Regions from separate parts of the Homo sapiens genome. Here region 2 is linked to region 1. Evidence: read pairs that join two places in POLR2A ChIA-PET (ENCODE). Cell type or tissue: OCI-LY7. All regions are shown on one strand. Links, peaks and the distances in the headings refer to the core of each region. The heading gives the core; the rest is flanking DNA. Region 1 overlaps CAMKMT (calmodulin-lysine N-methyltransferase). Region 2 overlaps CAMKMT (calmodulin-lysine N-methyltransferase).

Region 1 (5,387 bases), core at 85-5,084:
ATGGGTTCTACCATTTCTTTTCTCTCTTTCAGGGCCCTTGCTGTGTGTGAGCTAGGGGGTGGCATGACATGCTTGGCTGGGCTCATGGTAGGTCTTTTCTCCATTCCAATCCCATTCAGAGGGAGGAACAAAAGGAAAAATGTTCCAGGGCCTCCAACTGCTGGGTCAGAGAACCGTCAACAGCATCAGCTGCGGTCAAGCTGCCGGGTCTTGAGAGACCTTCTAGATTGACTTACTTTCGGATCATATTGATTTTATGGTTGCCTCGATGAGCAGAAACATTTTACCTCAGTGTAGTCAATATTGCTTGTTGTGACATTCCAGGCCTCGCACAGTCTTTCTTTGCCATAGCGAAAGCATTTTTTTTTTTTTTTTCAGATTATAGTCCCATTTGCTAAGATACAGGAATAGCCCGGCGAATCACAGTTGGAGCACCATGATATAGCTGCTAATGTTTTGCCTGCATTATTACACCAACAAACATGATCCAGAGCGCTCAGTAATTAGATTCTTTTGAATTAGATTGGCCATTCAGGAACGTCGTTCCCCATTCTCTGGGTTCTGAGTCATGTATTCAGGAGATATTATGTAGCAGCACAGTGCATTAGACAAGTTTTTATGTCTCTACAAATAAAAGCATATTGTTACACTGATTGGCATTTGACAAACCTGTCGCTCTTATACAATGTGTCGAGGTTACAGCCCAATGTGCGAGCATGTCAAAGCTCACAAAAAAATTACCCTCACAAAGCCATCTGCCTGCAATGCAAAGTTATATGAAGGGCATCAGGCAGTCAGACAGAAGCAAGCTGAAAGGCAGAGTGACAGCCTTGTATGATGGCTCTACTAGATAAACAGAAGCCCACAAATGAAAGCCTCTCAGAATACCATCATCCGCTGTCACAATGCAATTACCGAACAGAATGATAGCAAGATAGAGGCTCCCGCAAATGGAATGATAAAAGTATTGACTGATTTGATTGAATGATTAAAATAATGCAGACATAAAATGAAAAAAGATTGAAGATTGTTACAGAGAAATAGGTGAGGAAGCATGATACTGAAGGCTTGTCACTCCTGTCTTCACTTCCACACAGACAAGCATATTTGCTCATTGTTTGCTGTGCTCCCTTTTTTTTTTCAGGTTGCTATTTCTGCAGATGTCAAAGAAGTTCTGTTAACTGATGGGAATGAAAAGGCCATCAGAAGTATCCTTATTCAGATAGAAAACGGGTTTGTTGTGCTCATTCCTTTTTCCTGGCTGAGTAACAATTGATATAAAGAAAGACAGCATGGGGTATTAAAAGAGAGTTTCCCCCCTACATACATGATAAGTAATTAAGAAAAAGTAGAAATATATGAATTCCTTGCATACAACTCCGTAGGTTTTTTTCTTTCCATAGATTTTTATAGACATCTCTCATGAAAGGAGCCTATTTTTGTGGACCTCCCGAGGCAATAAGAAAATTTGTTTCATAATAATTTTCAAGCATTCTTGTTCTTTTATTTCCATTGGAATTTGCCAGTGTAAAACAAATTATTTGGTATTTATTGTATTTGGATATTGCTGGCAAATATTAACTTCCAGCTTCATGTTTGTTATTACATTTATACACTTGATATTGTATGTACTGTATAATATTGTGCCTGGTCTAATTGCTGAGGGTACCTATATCCCCCACTGGAACAGCTGTCAGTTCTTCATTATTTCCTTTTATTTAGGATTTTATTTAGGATTATACAAGCTATCTCTATTTTTCTGCTATGCTATTGCAGTTCAAACTCCATTAGATTATGCTTTACTAATATGTACACAGAGTTCATGAAAATTGAACTGTACTTTAACTAAGAAAGCAAGCATAAATGTAGCTACTTTAGCAGTCGAGCTGATTTGTTCAGGGGCAGTTAACAGCTGTTAGAAACTGAGAGGAAAAGTGGCAGATATGTTTGCTTTGGATTTTTTTTTTTTTTTTTTTTTTTTTGGTGTGCCTTACATTTACATTATGAGGGAGACAATCTACTTATTTGAATTTTAAGCTCCTAAACTGCCAAAGCAGTTTTGATTTCTGTGGCATCTTACATACAATCTATTTCTGATTTTCTTTTTCGACTTCTGCCATATGATTTTTTCAAAATATGCAGCAGCTTCATCAAGCTGCTCAAACAGGAGAAAGGAGGAACGAGAAGCACAGTAGCTAATATTGTTCAGTAACACTTGTATGCTCTACAGAGCCCCACCCAGCTAATTGCCTGACAGACTTAAAAAAAATTCAGGAAGGAAAAACAGCCAATCACAATCTTGGCCTTTCACACAAGGGAAGGAGATCACAAAAGGTGCTTCCTTTTTTTAAATGCAGGATTTTAATCACGTTCTTGAGACTGTCTCAAGTTTTTCAAAATATTCCTGAAGATGAGCAGATGTTTTTTCATTCACTCTGCTTTATTCTGAGTTATTTCGTGCATGTATCCATGTATCATTTCACTGTGCTCCTCCTCCTTATGTCAGGGAATACAGAGCAAGAGGAAGCTCAGGTATGCCAGCTCAGCCCCAGAGAATTTTTAGAGGGTGGGGGGAGCAGGATTATTGGACAAGAGAAGATTATTTTAGCCACAGAAACTTTCAGCTTGGGCCCGGTAACCTAAGGTTTTTTTCAAGTCAGCAGGTGTCTTATTTAATAGCGTCAGAAACCAATTAGAACTTTTATCAAACTATGGGAAACATCTGTAGTCAGTATGTAAGTCTAATTGTTCTAAAATTATTATTGAGCTAAACTACAGAGCTTCCAAAGAAGGGAAGCAATGCTAATGTCATTAATTAACACACCTTTGCTTTAAACAACAAAGATGCCATGCCAGCTTTTGAAATCAGAGAGGAAATCTCAGATTCTGTATTCATTCTGCCGGCCTTTCAAAGAAATGATTGGTACAGCCCCCTCCCAAGAAAATGGATTTTTAACATTTGGTCCTCAGAAGCTCAGCCCTGAGAGTGCTTTATTGTGCTGGGTTTTACAATGGGTTTAATATAGCGGGGTGCCAAAGGGCAGGAGGGGAAGAACTTTACAAAGTAGATAAAGTAGGTCTTTTCAGGATGCAGACCAAAACTGGTAGTGTGTTTTATTTCATCTCTTAGGACTTTCCTGATGGAGTTCCGTTTTTACCATGCAGTTGTTCTGTGTTTGTATGCCTTTTTCTGTTGTAACCAGATCTAATTTTTTTTAATTAAGAGAAAAAGCATGCATAAAGCCTTAAAATTGGCAATGTGTTTTTCCTGCTTTTAATACTAATGTTATTCTTGATTTGCTAACAGAGCTTACAATTGGCATTCGTTGTCATCTGTTTTACTGACTGAGGTTAATATGAATGATTTTTTTTTCTATTTGCATGCCCACTTTCTGTAAGAATAACTAATTCACTGAATCACATACTATTGATGCATATAGATTGAAACAAACTTATTTAAAAATTACTGTTTACATCTTTCCTTTAAAATTTTAGGAAGTCTAAATTATATAGCAGTTGTAGGATATTATTCAAAAATTACTTTCTAAGAAGTAAAAGTGGATGTCAACAAAAAAAGGGGGAGAAACATTGCCAGAAGCCAGAAAATCTGTTAGTAAAGCTGCTAATTATTCTTAATGGGCAAGATGAGCACATTAAGAAACAAATGAATACATCAGTGAAATGTAATTGAAAATTGGCCTGGCAATGGCATATCGCATCTGAGTATTGGCCTGTATATTATTCTTATCATTTTAAAAATTATTTTTTTTGTTCTTGGCTTCTGAATTTAATGAATCCAACTGAATCTTCTTAGTCTCTTAAGCTTCTAAGATTCTGATTTTTACCTTTTTTTAAAAAAAAAAACAGCATTTCCTGATATTTCCTTTTAATTTTATATTATTTCTATTTGTTTTAGTATGTGAGGCAATGAATGGATTGGTTCTGAATCTTTATATCACAGAAGCATGTCAACCAGTTTTGAGTTTATTTATTATCTCCCTAAAATGTATCAGATGGATTGCCTATGTCTTCTTGAGTTTTCCAACTTGACTCTGAAAAGCTAGATGTTGATCTGAGATTTATTAAACAGAGATGTCTGGAAAGATATTAAGACTTGAGGTAAAAATTTTTAAGTCACAAATATTTTCTTAGATTCATGGGTAGTTTTCCCTAAAGTCTCCTTGATCCTTAAACTGCATTGCTGGGTCTACGAACTCAAAGCCCCCACACCTGAGAGCTGCTCTTCCCTACAGATGCCATTTTATCTGTACCCCAAGAGAACAAAGGATAAATTAGAAATGGGATCATTTGGTTTGTCCAGTTCTCAAATTTATTCTAAAATAGTGTGAAACATGTTCCTTTTCTTTTTTTTTTGGCAATGCCCCTTTAGTGTCAAGAAAGAAATCTTCAACTGCCCACATATAATAATTACTCCATAAGGTTTGTAACTTGTGATAACAATGACCTAGGAATAGGAGAGAGACATGGTATACTGAGTTATTATTGATGCTAAGCCTCTTCTAAATTATAATGAATAAAAGTAGAACTCCTGAAGGTGAGCAACCCTCTCTGGCTACAATCACTAATGTGCCCAGCACAAGCACCCTGCCTTAGTAAACATCTAGCAGTTCTATGCAGAAAATTCCAATGTTTGGTGACCCATTTCTCTGTAAGCATCTTATCCCCAAAGTATGCACAGTGTGGATCATGATCTTGAACTTAGGATTCTCCAAAAATGGGTAAATCCCCTGTGCTTTTTAAAGGAGACACCCCTGGTTTAACATTATTTTTATTTAATACAATCCCTGACTTGAGTAACTAATAAGTGAAGCTTCGTGTGGGCTGTGCAGCCTGTACCATAGATGGTTAATAACACGGAAATCCCGGGCCATCTTCCTGTGTCCAGGCTTCTTCTTCCAATGCCGGCTGTACTTCCATCTACTGATGAGTCATAAGTAAACTATATGTGCCTCAGATTGGGTAGCAGCACAACAAATATGTATTTTTTGGAATTAAATTAAAATTAATTCAACCAATATTAATGGCATGTCATTACAGGTGCTAAAGATACAATAGTGAACAAGATAGGTCTAGTACCTATCCTTGTGGGGCACAGATTTTGCCTTGGCTAGAATACATTTATATACATGAAGGGCAGAAGTTCTTTGATAACTTTGGTTATTTAAATTCTACAGTATAAATGTTCACATAATTAATTCTAACTTTTTTTCTTCTCCTTTTTGTGGAGAATGAGGTCTTGCTGTGTTGCCCAGGCAGTCTTGAACTTCTGGGCTCAAGCTATCCTCCTGCCTCCACCTCCCTAAGTGTTGGGATTACAGGCGTGAGCCACTGTGCCCGGTTCAGGTAATTAATTCTAAGCAGCAGGA
Region 2 (5,387 bases), core at 208-5,207, 60 kb before region 1:
GTTCTGAAGGTCACCTTAATAGGAGGGCTAGTTTACCTGTCTCATAACGTTACAGAAAAATATGAGCCTAAGGGAAAGAGAAAGTTCAACAAACTTCTTACAATTCCATCCAGTGATTCTGAAGCTGAATTAGTACTGACTGCAATAAAACCTAGTAGATTATTTCAAATCTTCACTGCCTAGATGTGCGAAGTCCTGTCAGAATCTCCTCACCAAATCTGTGCACTTTATACTAAGGTGAACATTTGCCCAGCCTGTTCTTTAAGCTAGCCTAGAAAATCTTCCCACAAGAAACTTTCTACCCTTTTTCCCCAAAACCATGAATCTCAATAATCTTACATTGATTATAATTTGGAAACACTTTATTCAAATTGCTTCAAAGAAAACCACCACCAGGCCCCCAAGTTTCCTTAGTGAGAAGCCAAAGACTTTAGAGACACTAGATTCTCCAGGAAGGTATATTAGTGCTTTTTAAAGAGCTGCATGTTGTCTCTGGTTAGTAAACGATGGTTCATGTCTTAGATGAAAGAAGGATGAGAGCCAATGGGTCTGTGCTCTTCTCCAGTTGGAAGGTGAAAGTGATATGAAAAGGCTATTAGGGAAAGTATATTTTTCTGCTTACTTTTCTTATCAATGGTATATTTTAAAAGTATTCCTTGGCCGGGCGCGGTGGCTCACGCCTGTAATTCCAGCACTTTGGGAGGCCGAGGCGGGCAGAACACGAGGTCAGGAGATCAAGACCATCCTGGCTAACATGGTGAAACTATGTTACTAAGTTCCTCTAGCTACATAGCTAGCTAGAGTCTCCCCAGTGGCAGCAATTGTCAACATTCCTGTGGTCAACTACAATAACTCCATTGACATTCAATTCAAATTTTAATTCTACTGTTCTCACTTTTAGTTTCTTTGTTGTACCTTCCTTTTTGTTGGTCAGTTTTCCTTTTTCAGTTACCCCTTTTCGTAAAGTGTCACGTTGGTTTATCACTGGGAGACAGGGAAAAGCAAAACTACATTCTTTGCTGTCTGTGCATGGACTGAATAATGAAGTGCAGTGAACAATCACCAACAGACTTAAAAGAAGTGATGTGATTGGTCACTGATCATGATGCGCATGTGTTATTTACATAGCAATTTGTAGAGACCAAGCAGTGAAGTTTGTACTTCATGCAGTTACTCATAGTTAACATTCTGTGGTAACTGAAACTTGAACTGTGTTGCTCGGGGGACAACTGTGATAACTGAAATTTGTGAATATTGAAACTATGGGCCGGGCACAGTGGCTCACACCTGTAATCCTAGCACTTCGGGAGGCTGAGGCGGGTGGATCACGAGGTCAGGAGATCAAGACCATCCTGGCTAACACGGTGAAACCCCGTCTCTACTAAAAAAATACAAAAAAATTAGCCAGGCGTGGTAGTGGGCGCCTGTAGTCCCAGCTACTCAGGAGGCTGAGGCAGGAGAATGGTGTGAACCCAGGAGGTGGAGCTTGCAGTGAGCCGAGATCCCACCACTACACTCCAGCCTGGGCGACAGAGTGAGACTCCGTCTCAAAAAAAAAAAAAAAAAAAAAAAAGAAACTATGAACAGCAATGATTGCCTGTATAAGGATGTTCACTACACCATTATCTGTATTAGGAAAAAGTGGAGATTAAAAACCCGAATGAAGAAACAGTTAAGTAAAAGTTAGCACATCTACACTAGGCAATTGTTAAAAAGAATGAGGTCAATCTTATATGTATTGACAGGGAAGGGTGTCCAATGACATGTCATGAAAAAAAAGCTTGTTGTAGAACATTATGTATAGTATAATGCCATGTATATAAAAAAGAAATATTTATGTATATTTGTTTATTTTTATATTTAGGTTTGATAGAAAAAGCTCTGGAAGGCCCACCTAATTGTCAGCAACAATTACTCCTGCAGAGTAGAAATTGAGGACTGGAGTTTGGTGGTGGGCAGACTTTCAAATTGTATTCTCACACTTTTTAATAATTTTTTCCCCAATAAATGCATGATTATTTATTAAATTTTCAAAAAAAGTACAAAAATTTAAAATCTCATATGAGGAACCATTTAAGATATTTTGCCTGTCATGGAGAACATGATGGCATTCTTCAAACATTTGAAGGGCCGTCATTGGAAGAAAGATTACATTTGTTCTGAAAGATATTGAACAGCTGATATGGGACCAATGGATGCAATAAAATCATTTCTTAAACTATAAGAAATGTAAAATCCTTTTAAAGACCATACACAGGGCTTTCAGTCAGAATGCCTGAGTCTTAACTCCTTCACCATCACTTACTAACCTTGGGTGTATTTCTTAACCTTTCTAGGTCTCAGCTTTTGTATCTGTGAAATGAGTAATCAGACTAATGCTACCTTTGAGAGCAGTGATATCTTCAAGGTGAAGTTAGCGTTGCTTCATAACCCTTCTATAATCTCCACCAGCTTTCTCCCCTAGACTACCCCAAATAAATATACAATCTAAGTAAAAACAAAAACATGAGCCAGCTAGGTGAACACAGCTTCCAGACAAGTACTATAGTCATCCACTTCTAACCAAATTACTACTATAAACCCTTTCTTTATAAAAAGTCATCTAGAGCTGCCACTGCCTCAGAAGGTGTTGAAGGGATTAAATGAGATATTTAATATAACACTTCTAGCGTGATGCCTAGCACATAGTAAATACTAATGAAACAAAAATCACACATACACATATCCCACTAAATCATGATATAAGTGAGATGACATTTTAACTGGGGGTATATTGAACAGGTTTTTCCCTTCAGTGAGGGGGGGAAAATGGTTTGATAATTAAAAGCCTAGCACACTCTTGTTGCTCTTGGATCCTGTTTCCTTTCAGTTTTCCTGCCCTTGAGGTTCAGTGACTTTTCTCATTCTTTTGTTAATTCGGCCACCATTTATTGAGTACCTACTGAGTTCCAGGTTCAGTCCTAGGTGCTGGCCGTACTAAGATGAAAAAACAGGGACTCTGTGCTCAGACGGCTCTAGTCAGAAAGAGAAGGAAGTTGGATAATTGCAATATGATGTGATCTGGATTAAAAATAAAGGTCTGTAAATGACATTAATGGAGCAAGCAGAAAAACATACTGAGGTCAGTCTGAGGGAGCCAGAGAAAGCATCCTAAAGGGAGAAACGTCTGAACTGGAGCTTGAAGGGAAGACAGGCATCTGCTGGGTAGAAATCCTCTTCATAGGATGTATGCAGATGCTGCTTGATGTGGGTTGTGAAATTTTCCATGACTGTTCATAAAGCTGAAATGACAGTAAATTTTGGCTTCTCTTTTTCCCAACATTTGGCTGTAGTGATGGAAAACCGAACAAGTAATTATTCAAATATGTTAGAGATGTGATAGAACAAACTCACCCATTCCTGCTCTCCTGTCCTTACCCTGTGGCTTTCATTCTTAGTATCAAGCGGGTCACTGTACCTTTAGCCAAGGCCTTCTCCCTGTGAAGCTTTGTAATTTTATCAGGAAGGAAAGTCTTTCCCCTAAATCTTCCACTTATGTCTCATTAGACAGAATGGTGTCACGCAGCCACCATAAGTTGTGAGGGAGGCTGAAAATTAATCTAGCAAACTACAGTGCCTGCCAGAGCAAGAAATACAACTTCTCCATAATTCCTATCTGGTTTGGTCTTATTTTTATAGTTGTAGCCATTTGTTTTAGTTCTCTGGGGTTTCTTTAACAAAGTACCACACACTAAGTTACCTAAAACAACAAAATTATTCTTTCACAGTTCTGGAGGCTAGAAGTCCAAAGTCAAGGTGTAGAGCCATGCTCCATCTGAAACCCCTAGGGGAGTCCGTCACTGCCTCCTTGTAGCTTCTGCTGTCAATCTTTGGCGTCCCTGGGCTTGCAGCTGCATCACTCCAGTCTCCACCTTTGTCGTCACCTGGTGCTCTCCCTGGGTGTCTCTCTGTCTTCACGTGGCCGGTCATATTGGACGAGGGGCCCACTGTACTCCAGTGTCACCTCATCTTAACCTAACTAACAATATCTGCAGTGACCCTGTTTCCAAATAAGGTCATATTTTGAGGTATTGTGGGTTAGGTGGAGGGAAGGAGATCAATCCATAATATCATTGCTTTGTGCTTAGTATATAAATAAGAAATGCTCTATTTCCAAGTGACGTTTCTTTATACCTAGGATTAGTAATGAACTTTTAAAAGCCTTATTTTTATTCCTAGTTTGAGAAACAATTACTTTAACTACAAAATTGTGGCAATATGAAAGATTACTTGATAAACCATTTTCAAATAACTGGTTACAAATTTAGAAGAAAGTTTAAAAATCCAGACTATACTGTATGCCAAAAAAATGTACACATGTGTTAAAGAGTTAAATATTTTATAGAATTGCAGGAACTGGTCTTTTGAATATTTGTGTGGTTATAAGAATCAGTAAAGATTATAAAAGATTCATAAGTCCTAACTGTATAAAGTTGTAAAACTTATTGCACAAGAAAAAAAAAAAACAGTGGGAAATGACAGACTGGAAACATTACAACGAATAATTCAGACAATAGACATGAACAATTCATACAACTATTAAGACCCCAATAGCTAGCTGGTCAAAGGATGTGGCCAATCTAAAAACACCAGGTTTGTTAAGCAAGCATATGGGAAAATGTTCAGTAATAGTTTAAAAGTGCAGTTTAAAGTGAAGTGTGACTGATAAATTACTCTATTGCTGATGGTGATATAAATTGATATAATCCTTCTGAAGAGCATTTGGCAAATACATCCAGAGCTATAAAATGTTCATTCAATTGATGTTTCTGGGAACTTACCCTAACTAAATAGGCTAAAGAAGAAAAAAGCTGTGTTTATGAAGCTGTTAATTGCAGAACCATTTGTAATAAAGTGAAAACTTGGGAGCAATCTAGTTACCTGAAAGTAGAATAGTCAACTGACTTACGCATCCTTTTTTTGGAATATGCAGACATCAAAAGTTCTTGTAATGACCTGTGGCAACATGAAGAAATACCTGTGTTTTAAAGTTGCATGTTTTTTAGCCAGACGCCGTGGCATATGCCTGTAATCCCAGCACTTTGCTAGGCCGAGGCGGGTGGATCACCTGAGGTCAGGAGTTTAAGACCAGCCTGGCCAACGTGGTGAAACCCTGTCTCTACTAAAGATACAAAAAAAGGCACTCTAGCCTGGGTGACAGAGTAAAACTTTGTCTTAAATAAATAAGTAAAGTTGCATGTTTTTAGAAAGTGGCATCTATGATTGCAGTTATGGTAAATTTAAAAGTATGCATGTGGAAAAAGTCAGCAACAGTGAGATAGTGAAGTGTGTAGAAGGTATTAGGGAGCCTGGAGTTGTGTTAAGGTGAATGATTACGAATCCTTTTC

What was found. Peaks named below come from ENCODE experiments on the same cell type or tissue, not always from the same donor. Only the 100,000 strongest peaks of a DNase experiment are listed, where the experiment ranks them.
Region 2: POLR2A ChIA-PET joins it to region 1 with 19 read pairs; 2 of 35 experiments call an interaction of 5 or more read pairs at or near these places.

Annotation. Positions count from the first base shown.
Region 1 is chr2:44,706,255-44,711,641 of GRCh38, forward strand. It overlaps CAMKMT (calmodulin-lysine N-methyltransferase), which reads left to right. Exons shown (of 11, transcript NM_024766.5): 5 at 33-87; 6 at 1,145-1,208. Among named protein-coding and RNA genes, the nearest start is that of LINC01833, 230 kb to the right of the region's middle. In OCI-LY7, for the core only: no CTCF peak of the experiment used is centred there; a DNase peak (open chromatin) is centred at 2,267; H3K4me3 peaks cover 683 bases.
Region 2 is chr2:44,646,359-44,651,745 of GRCh38, forward strand. The region is part of intron 3 of CAMKMT (calmodulin-lysine N-methyltransferase); the gene reads left to right. Among named protein-coding and RNA genes, the nearest start is that of CAMKMT, 290 kb to the left of the region's middle. In OCI-LY7, for the core only: no CTCF peak of the experiment used is centred there; no DNase peak of the experiment used is centred there.